Linked DNA regions of Homo sapiens: regions 1 and 3 are each linked to region 2. Evidence: chromatin contacts called from ENCODE Hi-C or POLR2A ChIA-PET data. All regions are on one chromosome and are shown on one strand. Each heading gives the region's core, a stretch centred on a gene start or an enhancer-like site at or near the end of the contact. The rest is flanking DNA. Distances are from core to core; before and after follow the strand shown.

What was found. Hi-C counts contacts between places; a loop is a spot of excess contacts on that map. ChIA-PET counts read pairs that join two places held with the same protein, here RNA polymerase II (POLR2A). Pooled maps may share reads with other maps.
Region 1: a loop to region 2 is called in a map of naive thymus-derived CD4-positive, alpha-beta T cell, with 2.9 times the contacts of the local background. The contact joins two enhancer-like sites. A Hi-C loop is called at or near these places in 1 of 168 maps with a recorded cell type or tissue (naive thymus-derived CD4-positive, alpha-beta T cell), 1 of 37 single-sample maps with no recorded cell type and 9 of 50 pooled maps. POLR2A ChIA-PET finds 5 or more read pairs at or near these places in 2 of 52 experiments (activated CD4-positive, alpha-beta T cell and activated T-cell).
Region 3: a loop to region 2 is called in a map of naive thymus-derived CD4-positive, alpha-beta T cell, with 4 times the contacts of the local background. The contact joins two enhancer-like sites. A Hi-C loop is called at or near these places in 2 of 168 maps with a recorded cell type or tissue (CD4-positive, alpha-beta memory T cell and naive thymus-derived CD4-positive, alpha-beta T cell), 2 of 37 single-sample maps with no recorded cell type and 13 of 50 pooled maps. POLR2A ChIA-PET finds 5 or more read pairs at or near these places in 1 of 52 experiments (activated CD4-positive, alpha-beta T cell).

The regions. Positions count from the first base shown.
Region 1 is chr1:67,336,582-67,340,872 of GRCh38, reverse strand. It overlaps IL12RB2 (interleukin 12 receptor subunit beta 2), which reads right to left. Exons shown (of 17, transcript NM_001374259.2): 9 at 2,170-2,249. Among named protein-coding and RNA genes, the nearest start is that of IL12RB2, 31 kb to the right of the region's middle. RefSeq lists an enhancer at 1,888-1,967. Within about 2 kb of position 2,117, at least 4 of the 41 ENCODE cell types and tissues checked have a DNase peak (open chromatin) inside an H3K27ac peak, as active enhancers do.
Region 2 is chr1:66,335,220-66,339,858 of GRCh38, reverse strand. The region is part of intron 8 of PDE4B (phosphodiesterase 4B); the gene reads right to left. Among named protein-coding and RNA genes, the nearest start is that of SGIP1, 200 kb to the left of the region's middle. RefSeq lists enhancers at 2,764-2,813, 2,874-2,923. Within about 2 kb of position 3,123, at least 32 of the 41 ENCODE cell types and tissues checked have a DNase peak (open chromatin) inside an H3K27ac peak, as active enhancers do.
Region 3 is chr1:65,063,185-65,067,858 of GRCh38, reverse strand. It overlaps a transcript of JAK1 not described here. Among named protein-coding and RNA genes, the nearest start is that of MIR101-1, 7.0 kb to the right of the region's middle. RefSeq lists a silencer at 385-984. Within about 2 kb of position 3,141, at least 3 of the 41 ENCODE cell types and tissues checked have a DNase peak (open chromatin) inside an H3K27ac peak, as active enhancers do.

The sequences.
Region 1 (4,291 bases), core at 868-3,367, 1.0 Mb before region 2:
AAATTCCAAGACCTCATTATAGAACCTAAGCCTTGTGAAGATAGAAATAAAATCAGGGCAGCAGAGAAGAAATCACATACTCACATTTACCAAGCATCACTCATGGCCAACACATACTTATTTTGACTTCACTCTGGTGCTGGTTTCAGAGAACCAAGATGATGTCCACTATAAACTCTGTTTGTTACAGTGAAAAGCACGCAGGCATGGAGCTTTCACTGTCAGGATAAACACGCATCATGCAGCACTGCTGAATTTTACACTGGTGGCCCTTGTGATTTTTACATTTGTGTCCTCTCATTTGCTGATCCCCACAATGGTCTTGTCAGCTTTGCAGATACCTGTATCATTACCCTCATTCTACTGAGAGAAACCCTTGAGTTGAGAGGCGTGGAATAGATTAACACGTAGCATATCTTTCCAGATCACTGTTGAGGACATTTTTGGAGGAGAAACCTTTACATGAGAGGAGGAATTTTGGTTTTAACCAGTCACTTGCTCGTGAAAAGGAAATAATTAGGCTGGGTTCTTCTATAATATTCACAAATTATGGCTGTTCTAAATGTCCTGCTTTGAGAATTGTCTTGCTATTGAAAGTAGATTCATTTTAAAATAAATTTTGAGCTGCAGTGTTAGTTTCAAAGTGAAGAGCCTGATCATGATTCACCAGGCTATTTATAGTAGTCTCTTCTTATACCAGACGTTTTATGTGTGTGTGAGAGAGACAGGGAGGAGAAAGAAGAAGAAATCACTCATTTCTTAAAACTGAAGAAGTGTGCAATGATCAAAACCCATCATGTGAACCCCATCAGAGGACTTTATAATTGTTATTCTTACTCTTCTGGTTTTGTGCTCATTCAGATTCATAATTCCAAAACTTTCTATCCTCAACTGGAAGAGGTGTAGTGAAGAGGATGTGAGTCCTGAGAAATAAAGAGTGCAGTTCACCAGGAAACCTCTTATGAGCATGCCAATCAGTAGCTCAATTCGAATCGCACAGCATTTTCCTTCAACAAAGATGAGTCACGATGCAGCAGTTCTGGATAAGGTTTCAGTCTCAGGTCTGTGCTCAGTAGCTGGGTGACTTTGGGCAAGAACTTCCTCTCTTTCCTCTCTCTGATACTCGTTTTTTCATTCACTCATTCATTCGTTTTCTCATTCACTGGTAAGTGGGCGTACCAGTACTTACCTCAGGGGATTTTTGTGAGGATTAAATAAAATGGTAATGCCAGCTTTCAGTGCTTTGTGAAACTTTCGCATTCTATGATAATGTCAGGCTTCACTGTTTTCTGGAAAGTTGTCTAATTTACTACTGTTTTATTACCATTCCTGAGGAAGGGCTGCTTTCTATTCCTGTTTGTATGATTTTCTTTTTTTTTTTTTTTTGAAACGTAGTCTCACTCTGTCACCCAAGCTCGAGTGCAGTGGCATGATCTTGGCTCACTGCAACCCCTGCCTCCCGGGTTCAAGTGATTCTCGTGCCTCAGCCTCCCCAGTAGCTGGGATTACAGGCGCATGCCACCATGCCCGGCTAATTTTTGTATTTTCAGTAGAGACGGGGTTTCACCATGCTGGCCAGGCTGGTCTCTAACCCCTGACCTCAAGTGATCCGCCTGCCTTGGCCTCCCAAAGTGCTGGGATTACAGGCGTGAGCCACTGCACCTGGCCTGTTTGTATTATTTTCTACCACTATTACTATTCCTAAAGTAGAGCAGCTTTCTTTCCTCCTTCTCCCTCTTCAATGACTTAACAAACATTATTAAATATCCACATCCACAGCTTTTTCATCTTTTGTTTCCCAAAGAGTGAATAAGTGAAGTGACATGGTTACTGCTGGGCATATTTATGTAGGAGAGGTGGGGGTGGGCAGAAAGGGGACAACAGTCAGAAGAGATGAAGTAGTTGGGGTCAGAGGGTGGAAATGCCAGGGATGGAAAAAGACCTTGATCTTATAGGAAGTGGGATTGAAACGATGTGACTGTGTGGAAGAAGGAACTCAGCTCTCACCCCTATCCACCAAAGGCACATGACACTGTGGTGTGTCATGAATGTGAGAAAATGAGCTCTAGCAAAATCATTGAAGCTTCATATAAAAGCCACTATGCAAATAGGTCTTTTTCTGCCTTCAGTTTTATTCCCTTGAGTTTTAAGTTGACGCTTAAAACTCACCTTCCAGAAAAGAGAAATCTGTTGTCTACTGTAGTCAATGTGCCGTTTCATGTACCAGACATCTAACATCCCAGTAGGCTCTGTTTCAAAGGAGAAAAAAAGACATATTTTCATATATTTACTACTTTGAAAGTTAACTGGTCATTCAGTAAACAATTCTGGAAGAGTAGAATTAGAGGATAACTTCAATTATTTGTGTGTGTCCCAGTATTTTTTCTTTTTCTTGTTTAACAATGAACATATATATCTTTGGCCAAAAAGTCAGAAAAACAAGGTTACCTTAAAAACAAATTTAAAAAAAAATGATGAGGAATTTGTTTCTTAACTTACTTTTTTTTTTTTTTTTTTTTTTTTTTTTTTTTTTTTTGAGACAGGATCTTGCTCTGTTGCCTCGGCTGGAATGCAGTGATGCAGTGGCACGATCTCAGCTCACTGCAACCTCCACCTCCCAGGCTCAAGCAATCCTCCTGCCTCAGCCTCCCACATAGCTGGGACTACAGGTGCGTACCACCACGCCTGGCTAATTTCTGTATTTTTTATACAGACAGGCTTTCATCATGTTGCCCCGGCTGGTCTTGAACTCCTGAGCTCAAGAGATCCACCCACCTTGGCCTCCCAAAGTGCCGGGATTACATAGGCATGAGCCACTGCACCCGGCCTTAACTTACTCTTAAAACATGTGTTATTAAAATAACCCAAGGAAAGTACATGTGGCTTTAGCACCATAAGACAGAGCAAAAAAATAAAAATAAAGTATATGTGGTTCTTTTCTTTTCTTTTCTTTTCTTTTTTTTTTTTTTTTACTAGAATGCAGAAAGAATTCTCAACAGAGAAGATACAACTCATATAGAAAAACACTTTTTGGTCTTGTAAAAATACACTAATATAAATGACAAACCTTGTGTTCATCTCCATTCCTAGACTTATCATGGTATAGTACAATTATTTGGTGTGTGATCATTAGACAATGATGTACTTAAAGGGAAGTCCTATCTCATTTAATATGCCACATACCCAGCGCAGCACTTAGAATATAATAGGCTCCTAATAATTGTTAAGTAATGAATGAACAAATCATGTGATATTATCTATTTAATGCCAAAACACAGGCTGAACTGATTAAATAAATAACCACCAATCTGTAAGACAATGGTCAAATATGGCCCAACTTAATTTCAACCAAACATACTTGCAAAGAGACTAAATAATCAACTCCTGTATGTGTAAGTGTGAGTGTGTGTGTGCATGAGTTCATGCTCACGTGAGTGAGTGAAGTCATTTTGTTTCCTCTACCATCAAGTCACTTAGATTTGTTTTGATTTACAGCCAGGAGTGGAACCAGCAGAAACAACTCCTGAAAACAGGCTTCAGCTGCACCAAGCTAATTTCCTCAACAGTGAAACTTAGAGTGTATTTGAGGGGAGGCTGCGCTGGGGTTTTTTCCTAGGTTAGAAAGTTCCATCTAACCAGATGGAAATTTCTAGAAAATTAAGTCCCACCACCTGGATAACAGGAGATAAGAGAAGAGCAAAAGAGAAAGAAAGGGAGCGTAAGTACCCACATGTAGAGGGCAGGTGCTGTGTGGGCCCATCCACAGCTCCATCTCCCCTCCTCCTGCAGTAGTCAGTGTGAGCTTCAGAGCCAGGTCTGCGGGGTAAGCCCAGCTCTGTGACTTTGAACAAATGCTAACCACATCCTTCGGCTAGCTCCCTCATCTGTCAGATGAGGGTGATAATTCCACATATCACACAGGGTGGAGTGGGAATTTCAGTGGAGCGTGCTGACACATGGTGAGTGCTCAGCAAGTGTAGCTCTTGCTGTTTCCCGCATTTGAAAACTGAAGTGCTGAAAGGTTAAGGAACTTGCTTAAGGTCCCAGAACTAATCATCAGAGATGCCAGGCTTTGAACACAAATCCGTTTTATCCCAGAGCCCATAGCCTTGGCTCTGCACCGTGCAGGTGCCTGGCTCTGAGAAAGCTAATGGTTTCTCTGCGATACTTCCATCCCCCATCAGTTGGGCCTTCTTTTTGTTCTATCCTCTCCTTCATTACTTCCTTTTCCTGCCTTTCTTGCTCTACTTTCTTTTTTGTTTTTTTCTAAACATTCACTTCTTTTCTTTTC
Region 2 (4,639 bases), core at 1,874-4,373:
AAAAAAAACAACAAAAAAAACAAACAAAAAAAAACTAAACAATTTTTAAAAGATGAGAAAAAAGTATTAAAAAAATGGAGACTAAACATTTATTCTGCTAACGGGTTGAATTCTATTTTTGAAGACTAGTGTTCTACATTTACATTTACATTTGACAATCTAAACATAACTATTATTTTTTCCCCAATGTGGAGAAAGATACTCCCCTTAAAATGATTTATTTATCAGATTTTGAGACTATTATGCTCTCTTATCAGGTAGCCAGAGGTAAAACAATCAAAGGCAATGTCCTCTTCATTTCTGTTTGTTTTTTAGAGACTTGCTCACTTGAGGACTTTCAAGTGAGTTAGGCAGAAAGATTGGGCCAAATGGATTACCATTGAGTAAAGAAATGGTTCTGTTAAAACCAATGAAGAACTATTTGAATAAAACAAAACAGATTACAAATCAAACTTACTACAAAGCACCAAATAACTTTCAAACTCTTTGATTTGCTAAGTTTTGAGAAGACTAGAACTTGGAATACTGAATTGCACTAATACTAATACTCACTAATACAACTCCATTTTGTCATAGAAAGAGTAACTGAAACAATGACAAAGAATAAATAGCTTAATCTTCTCTTTCATCTTTATTTGAAGACAATGCCCAAGGAAAACAGTGGACATGTTACTTCCAAAAATTTCCCTTACATATTACTGAAGCATTAATTCTCTGTTTTATGGTCATGTTCCATGCCTTGGAAAGGTTGTGGCATATAATGAAATTGCCCAAATCATTTGAATGATCATATAAATTAAAAAATAAGAATAACTTATCTCTTTTTTTTTTTTTTTTTTTGAGACGGAGTCTCGCTCTGTCGCCCAGGCTGGAGTGCAGTGGCGGGATCTCGGCTCACTGCAAGCTCCGCCTCCCGGGTTCACGCCATTCTCCTGCCTCAGCCTCCCAAGTAGCTGGGACTACAGGCGCCCGCCACTACGCCCGGCTAATTTTTTTGTATTTTTAGTAGAGACGGGGTTTCACCGTTTTAGCCGGGATGGTCTCGATATCCTGACCTTGTGATCCGCCCGCCTCGGCCTCCCAAAGTGCTGGGATTACAGGCGTGAGCCACCGCGCCCGGCCAAGAATAGCTTATCTCTATTTCCCTTTTTATTTTGAGAAGCAGGGAAAAAGGGAATTTGGGGTTAGTCTACAGTGCTTTGAACAGACCTTTACTATCTTATCTTAGGCTATGTTGGAGAATTTTAAGAAACAGATAGTGAAGTGAGCAAATTGATCTGAAATAGGCAATGGATTAGTTTAATACTATTATTTGCATTTTTATGAGCACTTTATAACCATTTTCTATAATTGCGATTGCTCTTTCCCCTTACACTGCTTCCCAGGCAAGAAGACTGAGCTTAGGGCAATTAATGGCCATCCTAGAGGCTGTGAGTATGGTAGCTACAGAATATAAATTTGAACTAGGCCTCACTAATAATGCTTGCCACAGTTGAAAGAACAAGATCACCCACCAACCAATCCAAAATCCCCTTAGAAGAATTATTAAATAACTCTAAACTTTTTTCTTTCTTTATATGCCTCATTGGGATCATTGATGGTAAGTCAGATGGACTGGATATGAATCCTGGCTCTATGATTTACCTTAAGCAAGTTATTTCAACTTTGTATGCCTCACTTTACTCATCTGTAAAGCAGGAATAATAACAGTACCTATTTCAAAGTGTTACTGTGAATATTGATTACAGAATGAGGTAAAGAGCTTAGCACAATGTTTGCATACACCTGTAAAGGTAGTTCTGTTGTTTACTAATATTATTCAATCAATAAACTGAAGAGCTGGGTCTTTTCCAATTATTTTGTTTTATAGAAGAGAATATGGAAAGATTCCAAATAGTTTTATTGTCTATATTACTATACCTAAGTAAAGGCAGGGCTAGAACTCAAACTCATGGCTTATTCCTAGGCTCTTTTCACTTTATTTTGCTCCCTCCATAATTTAGTCTATATAAATCTGAGCAGTAAAGAGAGAAAAGTTGAACCAAAAAAATGTGTGAGTGCCCACCTGGCTACCAGAACTGATTTTAATTCTATTCTGCCCTCTAATCCAGGGTCACCTCTAACATGTGTGGGGCCACACACTGTAAGTCTAAATATACAAAGATATACATTGAGCTATCTCCTTTACCTTGACAGATATCCCTCCATAACAGCCTGGAAGGTCAGGTTGAATTTAGAATTCTTGAACTCCTTGGATATGGGTTGGCCCTCCTCTTTCCCCATGTCCTTCCATCTCCAGGGACCTGTGAGCAGCCGTCGTGAGCCCTGGACCGCAGCCTGCTTACCCAAGTTCCTCCTACACAAGTCTCTTCACACCTCTCATTGCTGCCTCTTGGTTAAACTCCTTAGGCCTAAGGGTGTGTATGCCTGCAGCACATCCCAGGAAGAGGCTTGTGTGGCCGGGAAGTGGGTTCAAAGCCATTTGGACAGAGAATGTGGGGGTCCAGCAGATGCAAAATGTAGTTTAGAGAGGGGAGCAAAGCTGCTCCCTTGGCCCGGCCAACTCCTTACTTCCTTGGGTGGAGGGCAGCAGAAGGAAGGCCAGGCTAAGGCCCTCTGATTACAGCACAGGGCCCAGCAAATGGATGCATCTTATGCTAAGGGCGGCACTGCTGTAATCATATCATTACATTTTAGGCAAAAGTGGCATGAATATTCCTTTCAAGGACTGAGCGCCTGTCTACCCTCTCTCTTACAGAGTTCTAAGATGAATCCATTGGCCAGTAAGATCTATTTCCTGTCAGTTCTGCAGGAGCTGGCATTTTCCATAGTTATTGATTATTTAGTTAAATACAAAATGGTTCACCCCTCATTAGGGCAATCAGCCTGTCATGATCACCATCCAGTGTCATGCAGCCTAATTCCCAGCTGGCTCGGGGCCTGGTAGAATAGTGTGACTTTATCCTGCAAACCCAAGAGCACTGGCAATTAGTTGCCTTTGTGCTCCATGTTTAGTACTGTAGTATGGCTGCACCTGAAGAACTGGAAAAATAAGCCTGCATAGCCAGGAGGACTCACTTCCTCATGATGGTTATCTGTAGCCGACTTCACAATGCCTTAAGAGAAGAAGGACCATCTATCTTCCATTTCTATCTTAGCAAACATTTACTCAAGTGCTAAGTCCTAATGCTTCATTCTAAAAAAAAAGTACTAATACACAGGGCCACTCTTCAACAACAGAATATCCATTTTCACCCAGCAGCACCCAACCTTTGTTCTGCATATAAAACAGCCCCAGAGCCAAACCAATGGAGAATGAAAAGGACAGTGGAGGGCGTTTGTGGGGGAAGTGAAGACAGTGACTAGTTGCTTGAATATAGCTTTTCTGAATACCACAGTATGTTCATCTTTTGAAAAACATTTAGCATTCTGGGTAAGAATGACCCTTTTGACGTTTTTCACCTGAAAATTCTAGGTGAAAGACTAGGTTTCTCAGTACAATGAGGGAAGGAACACCTCCCCATTCCCCGCCAGTCACAATTACGCCTCCCTGGGATTGTTCTGGGTTGGTCCTTCCTCAGCCACTGTTGTTGCAACCCTGTACTTTACTGACTGCGTCTGTCAGGAAGGAGACAGGAAATTGTAGTCACCCTCACAGCAGCTGCGCCATTCCTCCTATCCTCCTCTAATGACGTTGGTTGGCTTTGGTGACACGAGGTCAGGAACTGAGCCACAGTGAAGGTCAGGAAGATAGGTCACTGTTTATGCCGTTGTTGGGCTGGGGACCCTGCTGAGGCTATTTGCTTTCTTCCTTTCTATACTGTTTCTCTTTCCGTTCCTCTTTTTATAATGGAGAGCCAAAGCATCCTGTTTTCAAAACATCTGACTGTTTTGCCACTGAGGAACTCATGCTCTGATGCATTTTGCTGAAGTGTAAGACAATTCTTCTAATTCAGGAGGTGATGAAAATTGAAACACAAAATTAATGAACAATTCTAAGAAGGCAATCTGTTGTTAAGCAAAACGGCTAGCTCTAACATGTCTAATCGAATTTGGGCAGCTGGCAGGAGGTTCACTAGCCATCCTTTTCATCTTAAATAACAATACCATTGCCTTGTAAAACTTCTGCTGAACTTATTCCATCTTCTAGTAATTCTTGGAGGAAAATAATTTACAAGACTAACCTACCTGGCAGCACCATTCTCTAAAATTCTGGAATTCCATCTGGACTGTGGCCAGCATTAAGGGATCAGAGAAATTTGGGCCAAACAGAGGACGATGTTTCTTAGCTAACTCTCTAGGCTATGAAGTACATTTGAGAAAGTCTTTTAGGAGATTTGAATCACTCAGTTTTCTTCAAAATTTAAAGGATTAAGGAAAACAAACAAACTAAAAAAGCACAACCCTACCTAGATGAAGTAAAGATGAAAGATGCTTGCTTTTCCTCCACCAAACACAGTTAACTCTCTACCAGTTGCATGTAGACTGCACTTATGTAATTCCCAAATACCCCTCAGCATAACACAATTTCACCTATCGCTGTTCTTAAGATCAGACATTGCAAACAAAACTTAGTGGCCACGTAGCTGAAACAGAACTAGGAACACAGAGTTTTTGCAAAAATGTAGTGGATACCACT
Region 3 (4,674 bases), core at 1,892-4,391, 1.3 Mb after region 2:
GAGTTGTGTCTCGTCTCCCTTTTGTTTTTCTCCCTTCCCGGTCATGAGACCCGGAAGTTTTTTTTTTTTTTTTTTTTAATCCCGTCTCTCTCCCTTTTCCAACCCCCCCGCCATCTATCACATGGCAGAGATAGAATAAAAACAGAAAAATGGCGACGGTCACGTTGTGGCGAGCCTTGCTGCGTCATTAGATAATCCTCATGCAAATAGCGGGAAGAACAAAGGAAGGGGAGCCCGGGACCCCCGGGGGCGCAGGTGGGTGTGGGGGCGGCGGCCGGGCGCGGGGGCGGCGGGGCGCGCGGGGCCGAGCGCCCGCGGGAGGCGGGCTGCGTGGGGCGTGCGGCCGCGCGAGGCTCGGGGCGCAGAGTGTGGACGTCCGAGTGCGCGCCCGTGCGCCGCCGTGGAGCGCTGGCTGCTGCGCTCCCGGCCCCGTCTCGCGGCGCGTCGGAGCCGGCCTGGGGACGCGGGAAGCCGTGGGGCGCACAGAGCGGCTCCGGCGAGGCTGGCCGCGGCGCACACGCACACGCAGCCGTGGGGCTCGGCCCGCTAGGCATCCGCACTGGGGTCTGGGGGCGGGCCAGGCGGCGCCGGGGGCCGAGGGCGCGCCACTGCCCAGCGCCTAGCGCCTGCCTTCAGCCTCCTCCGGGGACCGCACGCAGTTCGCCACCTCGGGGTAGGCGGCGGAGCGCGGGGGCGGCGGCGCGGGGCGGGCCGGGCCGGGCCTCCGCACTCCGGGACCGACTGCGAGGGTGTTGCCGGACTGGGTTTGTTGTTGTTAGCGCGTGCGTGTGTTTTTCCCGAGGGGTAGCGGGGCGACCTCGCCCATGGGCATTTCCGCGGTTTTGCGCGGCCCTCGCTGGGGTGTCAGTGGCAACGCGGGGAGCCCCGGGCGCCTGGCTCGGCCCCCGGAGGGGAGCGGCGCGGAGGGGCGGGGTGTGTGTGTAAATGTTGCGCACTCGCTTTTCCCCCGCCCCCGCCCGCGTCCAGGGTGCTGGCGTGGGTCCCTTGCCGTCCGGCGGCGACTGTAAATAGAGCCTGGATGTTGTTTACATGAAGGATCCGGCGGGAGGAGTCTAAGAGGAGGAGGCGGCGGTGCCGGAGGAGGAGGAGGAGGGAGGGAGAAGAGAGGAAGACCGGAGTCCCCGCGGCGGCGGCGGTCCGGAGAGAGGGCGAGCCCCGCGCGGCGCCGGGGACCGGGCGCTACCACGAGGCCGGGACGCTGGAGTCTGGGGTAGGAGGGAGAACGGGCACGGGGCGGGAAGAGGGGTCCGTCAGTGGCATTTTTAGCTTGCACCCTGCCACGCAGATTCTCCCCGGCCGGAGGGGAGGAGGGTGGAGGGAGGGCGGGGAAGCCTCGGTTTCTCTGCACGTTCGGGAACGCCTTCTCCCCCTTCATTCTCCCATTCCCAGTGTTTTCCCGCTTCTCCCCGGGCTCACCTGTTTATTTCCATCAGCTAGAGCTCGTGGTTTTTTAATATAGGCATGAGAGTCTGTTTCTTTTATTAGAAACATTATTGGGGAGAGGGGTGCTTTGCTGTAATTTGTGCTGGTCCAGGTCGGTTTTCAGGAAGGGGGAGGGGACTTGGCGGAGACGCCGGCTCCTGGCCGCAGCTGACCCCAGGGCTTCTCCCTGCCTTCCTGTGCGAGGAATTCTTTCCCTCACTCTGCTACCCGCACGCCAGCTGCCACCTTCCTGGAGAAAGACCACACCTGTGCTTATCCCTGCTTTGAAGGAGAGGTGAGCTGAGAAACCAGGGAATCCCCTGCTCTCCAGGGTTCTTAGTTAGTCCTCTCCGCAATCCCAGCATTGGCCAAAAATTGCTGCTTTCACCTGCTGATTTAATTTGGCATGTCTGTCCCCAGCCCCCCTTTCCCCCGGCAAGTTGTGATCTGCAGATGTTTTGGGATTTTCTCTTCCCTCTGGACCTGTCCCCCACCAACCAGCAAATAGCTCCTGGGCCTAGGTTGAGGGAGAGAGAGAAGTGACCCCCTTTGGCCAGTGCGCTGTTTTTTATTCCCCTCTGGGTCTTCTAATGGAATCTGCTGTCCCTCCGTAGCCCCCTTTATTTTCCCCTTAAGCTTAACCCAGAGCCAGGCCTAAGCAGCCTGTCTCTGGCTTTCTTTCCCCAGGCCCCACCCTGGCCCCTTTTGCTTTTCCAGCGCCAAAAAAAACGCCTCCCAAGCAGAAGACACACCCAGCCCAAGTCTAACCATTCCAAAAGGGAGGAAAACACAGAGGAAGAGCAGGGACCCAAGGGTCTCCTGTCCTGAATATTCCAACAGCGTTTCCCTCTAAAAGCCTCCTAGCTTTATAATCCCTTTATTCTGCTTACCAGTCGACCCTCCCCTCCTCTTTGCCCCTTGTTCTGTGATAGATATTTGGGGAGAGGGGTGGAGAAAGAGGTTGTCACCCTCTGTTCCTTACAGTGAGGCATTTTTCTTTTTCTCAGTCTTTTCATTTATTAGATGTTTAGCATGTAAAATATGTAAATCTGTTTGCAGGCTTATTTGAACTTGTTTTCTTGCTGGCTAAGGAATAGCTGATATTCTATAAAGGGAAGGAGGGGGGAAAAGATCAAAAGTAACACTCTGAGTTTTCCCCATTTGAGCATCCCCAGAGTTGCCAGAGAAGACCCTCCTATAAAAACCAACAGTCTCCCTTCCATGACATCACCACCTAAGCCCTTCCAACTTTAGCTTCAGAACAGGAAGAAGGCTCAAAATAGAACTACCTTAGGAATCCAGCTCCTTGAAAAGATCAACTTTTAAATCAGCTGCAGGAGGAACACAATGAACTTTGACATGGGGAGTGAGAAGGGAGAGAAGACTGTATAGTGTTCATAATTGGTTCCTTTGAGGGAGGGTTGGGGGATACTTACCGTGTATTTCAGAAAAGCTTTCCTCTAGAGTTGGGTACCTAGACCACTGAATGATAAATAGGATGGTTCAAGATTCATTTATTGAATTATTCATAAGTTTTTGTACGTCAACAATAACAAGCACGTTTCAGAATATGAATTAAAGAGGGGCCTCTCTGCAGAATCTGCTCTAGATAGAGAAGGTTGTTTCAGGAAGCTAGGAGGGCACTTGAAGACAGAGAACCTGAGGATGCAGTGACAGCTGCTGTGAGTATGTAAGTTGAGAGGCTCATAAACAATAATTGTGATAAACAATAATTGTAACTTTTGTAGGTGACTGATACCCTGGACAAAGAAGTAAGGATGTCAGGATTTTCCACCTCTACCTTGGAAATTAACTTCTTGTCTTTGAATCTCACTCAGTGTCTCCATTCAGTCCCTGAATTGAGATATGCTTTCCTCTCTGAGCTAAAATACTCAGTCTTTTGGAAGGGCTACCTAATAAACGATAATCACTGAAGTGTTGACAACTTAAAGATTGGAAGTGGAGCAGAAAATACTTGGTATAATTTGAGCACTTGGTGGGTGCTGTAAGATGACTTTCTGGTTGATGGGGTAACATCTTTTACTCTGGTTCGGGTTTAAAAGAATCCAGGTGACAGAGACAGGATACCTGCCCTAATATGGTAGCCACTAGCCACGTGGCTATTAACCACCTGAAATATGGCTAGGGTGAGGAAGAGCTCAATTTTAAATTTTATTTAATTTTAGACTTTGATAACTTGATTTAGTTATTGGAAAGCTTATTTATATTTGGAAACATACTTGAGCTTACGCATCTACTTTTGAAACTAAGTGTTTTGAAATCCAAACGCAAATTAAGTATTTTGATGAAAATTTAGAATTGGGATATGTAAGTGCAAAGTAATCTTCAGATTTCAAAGAATGCAAAAAAAGTAGAATAGCCCATTAATTTTATGTTGATTCCATGTTCAGATGATAATATTTTAGATATATTGGGTTAAATGAATATGCTATTAATTCCACCTGTTTATTAGTGTGGCTACTAGAGAATTAAAAATTACATGTGTAGCTTGCATTATATACTTCATTGGACAGCTCAGGCCTGCATTACTCCTTTTCATCTATGAATTAATTTCTTTTCTTTTTTTCTTTCTTTTTTTTTTTTTTTTTTTGAGATAGAGTCTCTCTCTGTCTTCCAGGCTGGAGTGCAGTGACGCGATCTTGGCTCACTGCAACCTCCACCTCCCAGGTTCAAGCGATCCTCTTGTCTCAGCCTCCAGAGTAGCTGGGACTACAGGTGTGTGCCACCACGCCCGGCAGATTTTTTGTATTTTTAGTAGAGATGGGGTTTCCCCACGTTGGCCAGGCTGGTCTTGAACTCCTAAGCTCGGGTGATCCATCCGCCTTGGCCTCCCAAACTGCTGGGATTACAGGCATGAGCCACTGTGCCTAGCCCCATGGATTAATTTCAAAAGTGGTGACTGTATGAAATATTGTTATTTCATGTTTGTGTTTCTATTTTCCACTGCTGTGTTCCATGTGATGATTGGGGACCCCAAGTATTACATTATTACTGTTATATTAGGGAGATTAGTGTAAAAGTCCAGGGTTCTAGAACGGCTAGCAGGGGTGTCATGGGAAAATTGGGATACCCACATACCCGGCTATTGCTGCTTTTGTAAAAGGATCCTGAACATAGCAAAAGGTACCGGAAAACAATGTGTGGCAAAGTAACAATTGTGACACCTGGTGGCATTTTAGTGATTCTACTCATCTGTCACTCACTTCCATT